Linked DNA regions of Homo sapiens: region 2 is linked to region 1. Evidence: read pairs that join two places in POLR2A ChIA-PET (ENCODE). Cell type or tissue: K562. All regions are shown on one strand. Region 1 overlaps EPHB2 (EPH receptor B2). Region 2 overlaps LACTBL1 (lactamase beta like 1).

Region 1 (5,000 bases):
TGTGCCACTCAGATTCCCTGGGCCAAGTCTGTGCGTGTGGAGCAGGGGCTGGCAGCCTGGGGAGGGTCAGGTGCGATGAAGGGTGAGTACACATGGGGAGGGCAGGTCTGGAGCTGACTGGCTCAGCCTCTTCTTCAATGGCGACTCTGAAGCTCCCTACATTGCATTAATTTTTTTTTTTCTTTTTGGTGGCACCATGTGACAAAGTCAGCCCCTTGTTACAACCGCTGCTCTTCTTCAGAACTTAATTAGAACACTTAATTAGAGCACTCTGCCTTTCTCCCCTCTCTCTAATTAACATGCGGAGGCCCTGCAGCCTAAACACCCCAAATAATTGCGTCCGGGGGCCCTGCAGCCCAGCCTGGCCTCATTACTGGCAAGGTGGGGCTGTGGGCCCAGCCGCCTTCGCAGATGGAAAATTGGTGACAAGAAAGAGCCACAGAAAGCGGCCTGACCCTGGGGCCCTGCCTATTGAGAGCACAGGCCTGGGGGGTGGGGGGAATGCAGTTCCCTGGGGCAGCAGCTGAGTCCCAGCGGAGGAACTGGGGTGGGGGGAAGGGAAGGGCTGGGTTATAGAGTCCAGAGACGGCGGGGATGAGGGATGAATATTCAACTTCATGACAATGACAATGATGATGATGATTATAGCTACTCTTGACTGGGAGCCCAATCTATGCCAGGCATTGTGTTAGACACTTTGCAGGAAAACCTCGCAACAGTCTTGTGAGGTCTAAAACATCATCACCATTTTATAGATGAAGAAACTGAAGCTCAGAGAGATTAAGGAAGTGCCCCAAATCACACAGCTGGTGAGTGGCAGAGCTAAGACACATTTTCAGGAGTATTTGACCCCACAGTCTGTAACTTATGCCAGATTTTGCTCTTGGAGAGCTCACAGCATAGACCCTAGGATGATAAGAACCAAAGGAGGGGGAGCTTTGTGTTATGGGGACCCAGAAAGCGGGCAGAGAGCTCAGTCATAGTCCTGAATACAAACCTTAGCCCTTTCACTTATTATCTATAGGGCCCTGGGCAGGTGGCTACACCTTTCTGAGCCTCGGTTTTCTCATCTGTAAAATGGAGATAATTCCTCTCCATGGGATCAGAGATGATGTGTATAAAGGTACTTAATACAGTATCTGACATAGAATGGGTACTCAGGAAACGACAGTTCACTTTCTTCATCTGTAAAACGGGGGTAGTGAGAGCACCTACTTCTCAGCCTTGCCCTAAGGATTCCACGGGATAAAGGCTGAAAGCATCCAGCCTGTTGTCATGGTAACTGGCTCCATCAATGGTAGGGGATCATGGCTCCATCAATGGTAGGGGATTGGGAGGGTGGGGCTGAGAGAGGCCTGGCTCTGGGTCCTGAAGAGGGGGAAAGGGGTTAGAATATGAGGGGGCATTCGGGCCCTGCAGCAGGGCTTGAGGGATCCTGGGGACCAATGCAAGGTTTGGGGACCACTGACTCACCCCTGATGGAGGATGCACCATCCAGCCCAGCTCAGCAGTCGCTGTAGTGGAGTCCATTAGCGTTTCTGTGGGGAGAGCAAAGAGTCACCACCCCGCCCCACCTACCAGGCGCTGTCAATCTTTCTGTTGGGCCCTCATCCTTCTTCTTCTTTTTTTTTTTTTTTTTTAGACGGAGTCTGGCTCTGTCGCCCAGGCTGGAGTGCAGTGGTGTGATCTCGGCTCACTGCAAGCTCCGCCTCCCACGTTCAGGCCATTCTCCTGCCTCAGCCTCCCGAGTAGCTGGGACTACAGGCGCCTCCAACCACGCCCGGCTAATTTTTTGTATTTTTAGTAGAGACAGGGTTTCACCGTGTTAGCCAGGACGGTCTCGATCTCCTGACCTCGTGATCCGCCCGCCTCGCCCTCCCAAAGTGCTGGGAGTACAGGCGTGAGCCACCGTGCCCGGCCAGACCCTCACGGCCGGGCCCTCATCCTTCTTTACTGAGAGCCCCGCCTACTTCCATTGCCCCAGTCATCTGACTCTAACTCTCCAGACTGCCCTCGGTTTAGACTCCGCCTCTCTACTCCATTATCCCGCCTACCCCCACAGCCTAGCCAATCATCTGATGCCACTCCTCTAGGCCCCGCCCCTCCAGGCCAAGTCCACCCTTACATCATGGTCAGGCTCTACCTCTAGGCCAGTCTAGTCTCACTAACCTAGGTACTGTCCTTCCCTTCCTTTTCTGGACGAGGAGGGTCTTACATCCACTAAACCTGGAGTCTACTGGATGGGTTTCCGAGGCTCTGCCACTAAACCCTTGATATTTTACATCAAACTCTGGGATCTGTTTGCTTTTCAGCTTGCATCAAACTCTCAAAAACGAACTTGGGCCTTAGAGGGGCTGTGCTTGTGTCCCAGCTGAGACCCCTCAGTTTCCCCTCGTTGCTCCTCTGGCGCACACATCTTGTCAGGACACTCTCCCTTTCTCTAGAAACCTGGAGCCTTCCATCATGTTCCTATCACTGGGGCCCCTCCCCCAGGGCTCAGGCAACTCTGCCCCCAGGACAGGGTCCCAGGAGTGGAGAAGTGTTGAGAGCAAGCACTGCACCCAGTAGGGGCCAACTGTCACATGGCCTGTGGGGGTTCAGGAGACATGTCAGCACCTGGACCATCCTGGGCCCCACTTGCCTCCCCCGATTCCAGCAGCTGCAGGGAGCCATGTGGCCTAGGGGGAAGAAGAGCCACATGGCCCTAGAGACCCCCATTCTCCCCAGGTCAGGTTCAGGACCCCTGTCCTCTACCCTTTCCTTGCCTCTCTGGCTTCCAAACACTTTCTGAATGGAATTGCAATACACCGAATGAATTTAAATGGACCCCTTTCAAGCGTTCATTCAACAAAATATCCTGATGCCCATTATGTACCAGGCGCTGCACTGGGTGCCCTGAGAGAGAAAACCGTGGCTAGCAAGACCCTACCATGGAGCAGTTCCTGGTCTGGTAGTGGAGATGAGGTGTGAATATAAATAGCTATGAGAGAGTAGGGGGAGAGACCTAGAAGGTCACAGTGACACCACCTTGCTCAGTGAGAGTGGGTGAGAGGTATGCTTGTTGCCATGCTCCAATTCTGTGCCCAGGGCAGGCATCACTCATCAGTCCCCATACTGTGGCCACATGATGCTTCTTGCCACAGTGTTCCAGGAAACAAATACGAACCATTTGAGATGCTATCCCTGGTCCAGCCCAACCGCCTCCTTTTGGAGACAGGGCAACTGAAGCACAGGGATGGGAAGGGGCTTCCAAAGATTGCATAGGAGTTGGTGACACAGTGGGAAGTGCAGGTGTCTTGCCTCCTAGCCTATAAACTTTCAGTCACTTGAAACAATTAGTTTGATGGTCTGGGCTAAATGACAAGGACCAGGAGACTGGGGCTGTGTGCCCAGTGTCTAGGCAGCTGAGAAGGTCCAAATGGCAGATAATTAGGGTTTGAACTATGGCAGGGGTGGAGGGGATAAAGGGTGGGGACAGGAGGAAGCATTTGGTCAGAGGTGACCCCAGTCAGACCCATGAGCTGACAAGAGAGGATGCAGAAGTGTCCCCACAACTGCCTGTGGCTTGTGTCCCTGTGCACTGGCATCCCCATGACTGCCTGTGGTCACTGTGTCCCTTTGCACTGGGGGCTGGCACAGGGAGGGGGTGTGGGGTAAGGGTGCCAGGGATGGTAGAGCCAGTGCCAAGGGCATCTTTTTGATGGCAAATTGGAGGGAAGTTCTATTATGCAGCTTTGGAGCTGAAAAAAGGGTTCCTTTTCACACTCCGAATGCTACAGATTTTTCTTCCTGGAGAGAACAAGGGCTGAACTTTTAACCTGTTTTCTCTCATCGGCCTCAGCCAGAGACGCGCCAAGCCGGGCTCTCTGCCTGGGCCCAGGGAACAGCTGCTGGGAGCTGTGTCGAACAAGGCAGAGGAGAGACTGTGCTTGGGACAAGAAGAGGGTCGGGCAGGGGAGGCAAGGCTGCCAAGCAGGTGGCCCCATCCCTTGGCTAGATTCCTGGGCTGACCCAGAGGCCAAACACTAGAGGATTCCATGGCCCAGAGAAGGAGGGGCCAGGAACTGACATCCTCATCGTACGGGTGGAAACTTGGGCTCAAGGAGGGCAAATGGCTTGCCAAAGTCACACACTAAAAGTTGGTGCTCATACTCTGGGCTCCCAAGAAGCTTAGGGTGGGGGGCCCCACTGTCCCCCTGTGTCTTCTACCTCTCCTGGCCCAAAGCAGTGGCCCAAAGCAGTGGGAGGATCTCAGAAGGACTGGAAGTAAATGGGCTGGCTGGTTTGCAGACACAAAGGGAACGCAAAGGACATGAAGTTTGCAGATCCCCTTGGGAGGAGGTAGAGGGCCGGCATCTCCTCTGCTCCCTTCTCCTGTGCCACTCCTGGCTTTGCCTGGAGGCCTGGCTCTGGGAAACCTGTCACCCCTCTGGGTTGTGGCAGGAGGCAGCACAAGCATGCTCTCTCCCCAACCTGGTCTTTTGCTTTTCAATTTTAACCCCTCCCTCTACCTCTGCACAAAAGGCAAATGAGCAGATGAGCAGAGCAGACAGACCTGGGCTCTGGAGGTAACAGAGATCTGGATTCTAACACCAGTTCTGTCCCTTCCTTGCTTGGTAACCAATATCACTTGCCATAAAAGGAAGGAAAATAAACACAGACTATTACAAATGGACCTTTTGAGGGGGGGAGATCACTTGAGGTCAGGAGTTCGAGACAAGCCTGGCCAACATGGTCAAACCCCGTCTCTACTAAAAATACAAAAATTAGTCAGGCATGGTGATGCACACCTGTAATCCCAGCTACCCTGGAGGCTGAGGCATGAAAATTGCTTGAACCCAGGAGGCAGAGGTTGCAGTGAGCTGAGATTGCACCATTGCACGCCAGCCTGGGCGACAGAGCAAGACTATGTCTAAGAAGACAAAACAAAACAAAACAAACAAACAAACAAACGGACCTTTATTTGTTCTACCTCTTGTTAAGCCTCAGTTTCCTCACCT
Region 2 (5,000 bases), 170 kb before region 1:
AGTGACCTGCCCAGTGACACACAGGCAGGAAGAGAAGGCAGGACTGGAGTCCACGCTAGGCTGATTTTCTTTTTTAAAAAACTGATTTGTTGTTGTTATCTCTCAACTCACGGAAGGTGGGGAGGGAGTGCACCCAGGGGCCCACCATCCCACCCTCAGCCGGGCCCGGTAAGTCTGACCACTGCTCCTCCCTAGGGCTGCCCAGAAGGCTGCGCTCCACTTCACTGCTGTGGAAGGGCAGCACCCAGGAGGCCCTGAACCTGCTCAAGGACGATGTGCTGGTAGTGGACCCGGGAACCAGGTGAGGAGCATACCCTGATGCCCAGCCTCATGTTAGGAGCCTCCTGGGGAGACACACCTGCCTGGCAAAGAGCCCACATCACCTCATCCTAGGTTGGCAGAGCCGGGAGAGACCTGCTCCCCAGCTGCAAAGGGCAAGACCTAGAGAGGGGAGGCCAGCAAGACAGGGGAGAGCTGGGCCCAGAATCCTGTTCTGTTTGAATGGAATGTTTTTTCCATTTACCCACTTAACATTTATTGAGCACCTACTTTGCCCAGAAGGTGATAAACACCCGGTTTGCTCCTCGTGGAGTTTGCACTCTTGTGAGGGAGACACCGTGAGCAAATAAGCAAGGTGAATACAGATTTTGCCAGGTTGGAAATAAACGGGTTGCTGACCAGATGGGGAGTGGATAGCTGGGTGGCCACTGAACAGAGAAGCCCCACTCTGGGAGCAGTGGGGCTGTGGGGCTGGACAGAGGACAGCTGGCACTCCCCAGCTTCAGGGGCCCCCTTCTGAGCCGCTGGTCAGTGACCCTTTTCCAAATTTGTCCCTCTGCTTCTCCAAATGCTGAACCTCAGGCCCCACTTCCCTTAAGGAAGAAATGATCCAGGAGATGCAGAGAGAGGAGATGCTTGGACATCTTCAGGCTGGAGTCCTCCTCTCAGCTCTGCAAATAACTATGGCAATGTGACCTTGGGTGGTGCACTTTATCTCTGTGAAACTCATCTAACTAATCTTCCTCATCTGCAAAAATAAGGAAGTTGGCCCAGAGTTCAGGAATGCCTAGGAGAATTTGTGAATTTTCACACATCCTTGCACCTTTCTGTTTTAGAGATTCTGAAACTGTATTTGCTCTGGGAAAGAAAAGAGGCCTCTTGCTGGTTACTGGTGTCTGCTACAGCCTGGAAGAAGGGAGGGGTGAGACCTTGCCTCATACATGGTCACTATCATTTTTGTTTCCCCAGAGCAGTGTAAGCCTTTAATTTTCCATTAGATAAGGTAAATCATACTAAAGTGTGAAGGACCAATAAGATTTGTGTGACAGCTTTCCCAGGTGCACCGCTGAGCTCAGCTCTCCTCCATCCTGCTGTATGACCCTGGGCAATTCCCCGCCCCTCTCTGGGCCTTGGTCTTCCCAGATGTAGAAGAGAGTCAGAGTCAGTGCTCCAAAGTCTCTTCCAGGTCTGACCACCTGGGATGCAGGGGAGCAGGTTCCTTCCCAGCCCCGCCCAGTCCCATGAAACTGGTGGCATTTCAGACAGCGCGGGCGGGTGAGGAAGGGCCCCGTCCCACTTGCCACTGCTCTCCTTCCAGATGCCATTACAGCACGCTGGCCTTCTCGCTCCTGGCCCACGTCCTGGCAGCTCACACCGCCCAGGGCGACTACCAGCGCTGGGTCTCGGAGAACGTGCTGGAGCCGCTGGGGATGGCAGACACGGGCTTTGACCTCACGCCCGACGTGCGCGCGCGCCTGGCCGCGGGCTTCTACGGCAGCGGGCGGCCGGCGCCACTCTATGACCTGGGCTGGTACCGGCCGTCGGGCCAGATGTACTCTACCGCCGCCGACCTGGCCAAGCTGGCCGTGGCGCTCCTGGGCGGCGGGCCCCGGCGGCTCCTGCGGCCCGACGCGGCCAAGACGCTGCTGGCGCCGCTGCTGGCCTGCCCGGGCGCCTACTTCGCCAACGAGACGGGCACGCCGTGGGAGTTCCACGCGCAGCGGGGCTACCGCGTGGTGCGCAAGGACGGCGATCTGGACGGCTACGCCGCCACCTTCTCGCTGGTGCCCCCGCTGCGTCTGGGCCTGGTGCTGCTGCTGGCAGGGCCACGGCCGCCCGGGCCCGACCTGGTGGCGCGGGCCTACGATGAGCTCCTGCCCGCCCTGGAGCGCGCCCTCCGGGAGGCCGAGCCCGGCCCGGCTCCGCCGCCCACCGCGCACCCCTTCGCCGGCTACTTCACCTTCGCCAACCTGACCTTCTACGAGGTGCGCGCCGGGCCGGCGGGCGAGCTGCGCCTGCGCCAGTTCGGGCCGCGCGTGGAGGCGCTGGTGCCTCCAGCGTTCCGCACCCTGGCGCTGCGCCACCTGCACGGCCGCGTCTTCCAGCTGCACGTGGCCCACGAGTTCCCCTGCGCACTGCCACTCGGCGACGCGTGGCTCTCGCTCGAGGCCCAGCACGGGCAGCTGGTCAACTTCTACCCCTTGGATCACCACGGGCTGTCACCCGGCTTCGACGTGCCCGGCCTCAACACGTACAGAGTGCTGCGGCTGCGGGGCAAGCCGGTGTTCAAGACCCAGTGACCCCGGGCTCTGCCTGGACCCCCCTGTCCCTGGCCTCCCAGCTTTCTAGAGTAAGGTTTGGAAGGGGAGCCTGTGGGAATGCCTGTTGGAGAACCCGGGTAGTTGGCAAAGTGGAGTAGGGTGATGCTACTCAAAGTGTGGTCTTGGACCACAGCCAGAAATTCAAATTTCTCCACATCTATAGGGGAGGAAGGATTAAGTACAGGCATTAAGAGTAAGCATTTAGAAACTAACAGGCAACCAAAAATTTAAGCATCGAAACAGTAGTTTTGTGCCTGTTGAATCTAAAACAAAATATGGGCTTGTATTTTGTCTTTTAAAAATAAACCTAAGCAACTGGGCGCGGTGGCTCACGCCTGTAATCCCAGCACTTTGGGAGGCCTTGGCGGGCGGATCACTTGAGGTCAGGAGTTCGAGACCAGCCAGGCCAACATGGTGAAACCCCGGCTGTACTAAAAATACAAAAATTAGCCAGGCATGGTGGAGGGTGCCTGTAATCCCAGCTAATGGGGAGGCTGAGACAGGAGAAACGCTTGAACCTGGAAGGCGGAGGTTGCAGTGAGCCAAGATTGCGCCATTGCCTCCAGCCTGGGCAACAGAGTGGGACTCCATCTCAAAAAAAAAAAAAATCAACCTAAGCCTGGGCAACATGGTGAGACCCCCATCTCTACAGAAATAAAATAAAAATTAGCTGGGTGTGGTGTCCTGTAGTCCCAGCTACTCAGGAGGCTGAGGCAGGAGGATCACTTGAGTCTAGGAGTTGGAAGCTGCAGTGACTCGTGTTCGTGCCACTGCACTCCAGCATGAGTGACAGAGCAATACCCTGTCAAAAAAATAAAAATGAAAATCAACCTTATTGAATTATAACTTACATAAAATGAAATACACATGTCTGGAGTACCATTGGGTGATTTTGACAAATATTTATACCCACCACCACAATCAAGATATAGAAAATTTCATCACCCCCAAGATTTCCCCCTACTCCTTTGGAGTCAGTTCTCTTTCTCCCCTAGCCTCAGGCAACTACCGATCTGCTTCCTGTCACTATAGATTAGCTTTGCCTGTTCTAGAATTTCATACAAATGGAACCATATGGTGGAGTCTTTTGTGTCTGTCTTCTTTTGCTCACCACGCTGGTTTTGAGGTTCATTCATGTCTGTGTGTGTATCAATAGTTTATTGCTTTTGTTTTTGTTTTTGTTTTTTTTTTGAGGGAGTCTCACTCTGTCGCCCAGGCTGGAGTGCAGTGGCGCGATCTCGGCTCACTGCAACCTCCGCCACCCTGGTTCAAGCAATTCCCCTGCCTCAGCCCCGAGAGTAGCTGGGACTACAGGCGCGCACCACCACGCCCAGCTAGTTTTTGTATTTTTAGTAGAGACGGGGTTTCACCATGTTAGCCAGGCTGGTCTCGATCTCTTGGCCTTGTGATCTGCCTGCCTTGGCCTCCCACACTGCTGGGATTACAGGTGTGAGCCACCACGCCCAGCCAATAGTTTATTGTTTTTATTCTATTGCTCATATATGCCACAATTTGTTTATCCATTTCTCTGTTGGTGAACATTTGGGTTGTCTCCAGATTAGGGCCATTATGAAAAAGCATTCCTATACAAGTCTGTGTGTCAATACATGCTTTCATTTCTCTCGGGTAGCTATCTAGGTGTGACTGCTACACAGTTTTCCAAAATATGTGTATCATTTTATATTCTTTTTTTGTTTTTTTTTTAGACGGAGTCTCACTCTGTTACCCAGGCTGGATTGCAGTGGTGTGATCTCAGCTCACTGCAAGCTCCGCCTCCCAGGTTCATGCCATTGTCCTGCCTCAGCTTCCCAAGTAGCTGGGACTACAGGTGCCCACCACCATGCCTGGCTAATTTTTTTTGGATTTTTTTTAGTAGAGACGGGGTTTCAACGTGTTAGCCAGGATGGTTTCGATCTCCTGACCTTGTGATCCACCTGCCTCGGCCTCCCAAAGTGCTGGGATTTACAGGCATGAGCCACTGCACCCAGCCACCATTTTATATTCTTAACAGTCATATGTGGCAGTTCGCTTGCCCTACATTTTTGCTAACACTTGTTATTGTCAGACTTTTGCATTTTAGCCATTTTCATGGTTGTGAAGTCATATCTCACTGTGGTTTTAATTGCATTTATTGAATTGTGAAAGCTCTTTATATAGTACGGATACTAGTCCTTTGTTAGATATATGCATTGCAAGTATTTTCCCCCAGTGTCTGGCTTAATTTTTCATTTTCTTAACGGTGTCTTTTGAAGAAGAGAATTTTAAAGTTTTGATGAATTTCATGCCTATGAAATCTAGTATAAAATTTGGGCATGCATTTTGTATATCTTTTTAAACAATTAAACTTTTGACTTTGAGATAATTGTAAATTTGACATAATTGTAGATAGTTTCCTCCAAT

The links. Peaks named below come from ENCODE experiments on the same cell type or tissue, not always from the same donor. Only the 100,000 strongest peaks of a DNase experiment are listed, where the experiment ranks them.
Region 2: POLR2A ChIA-PET joins it to region 1 with 6 read pairs; 2 of 35 experiments call an interaction of 5 or more read pairs at or near these places.

Annotation. Positions count from the first base shown.
Region 1 is chr1:22,777,959-22,782,958 of GRCh38, reverse strand. EPHB2 (EPH receptor B2) reads right to left here. Exons shown (of 16, transcript NM_017449.5): 2 at 1,474-1,538. Among named protein-coding and RNA genes, the nearest start is that of MIR4684, 61 kb to the right of the region's middle. In K562, no CTCF peak of the experiment used is centred here; a DNase peak (open chromatin) is centred at 2,068; H3K27me3 peaks cover 2,908 bases.
Region 2 is chr1:22,950,622-22,955,621 of GRCh38, reverse strand. It overlaps LACTBL1 (lactamase beta like 1), which reads left to right. Exons shown (of 8, transcript NM_001289974.2): 7 at 196-301; 8 at 1,598-2,579. The coding sequence ends at 2,579. Among named protein-coding and RNA genes, the nearest start is that of LACTBL1, 20 kb to the left of the region's middle. In K562, no CTCF peak of the experiment used is centred here; no DNase peak of the experiment used is centred here; H3K27me3 peaks cover 2,983 bases.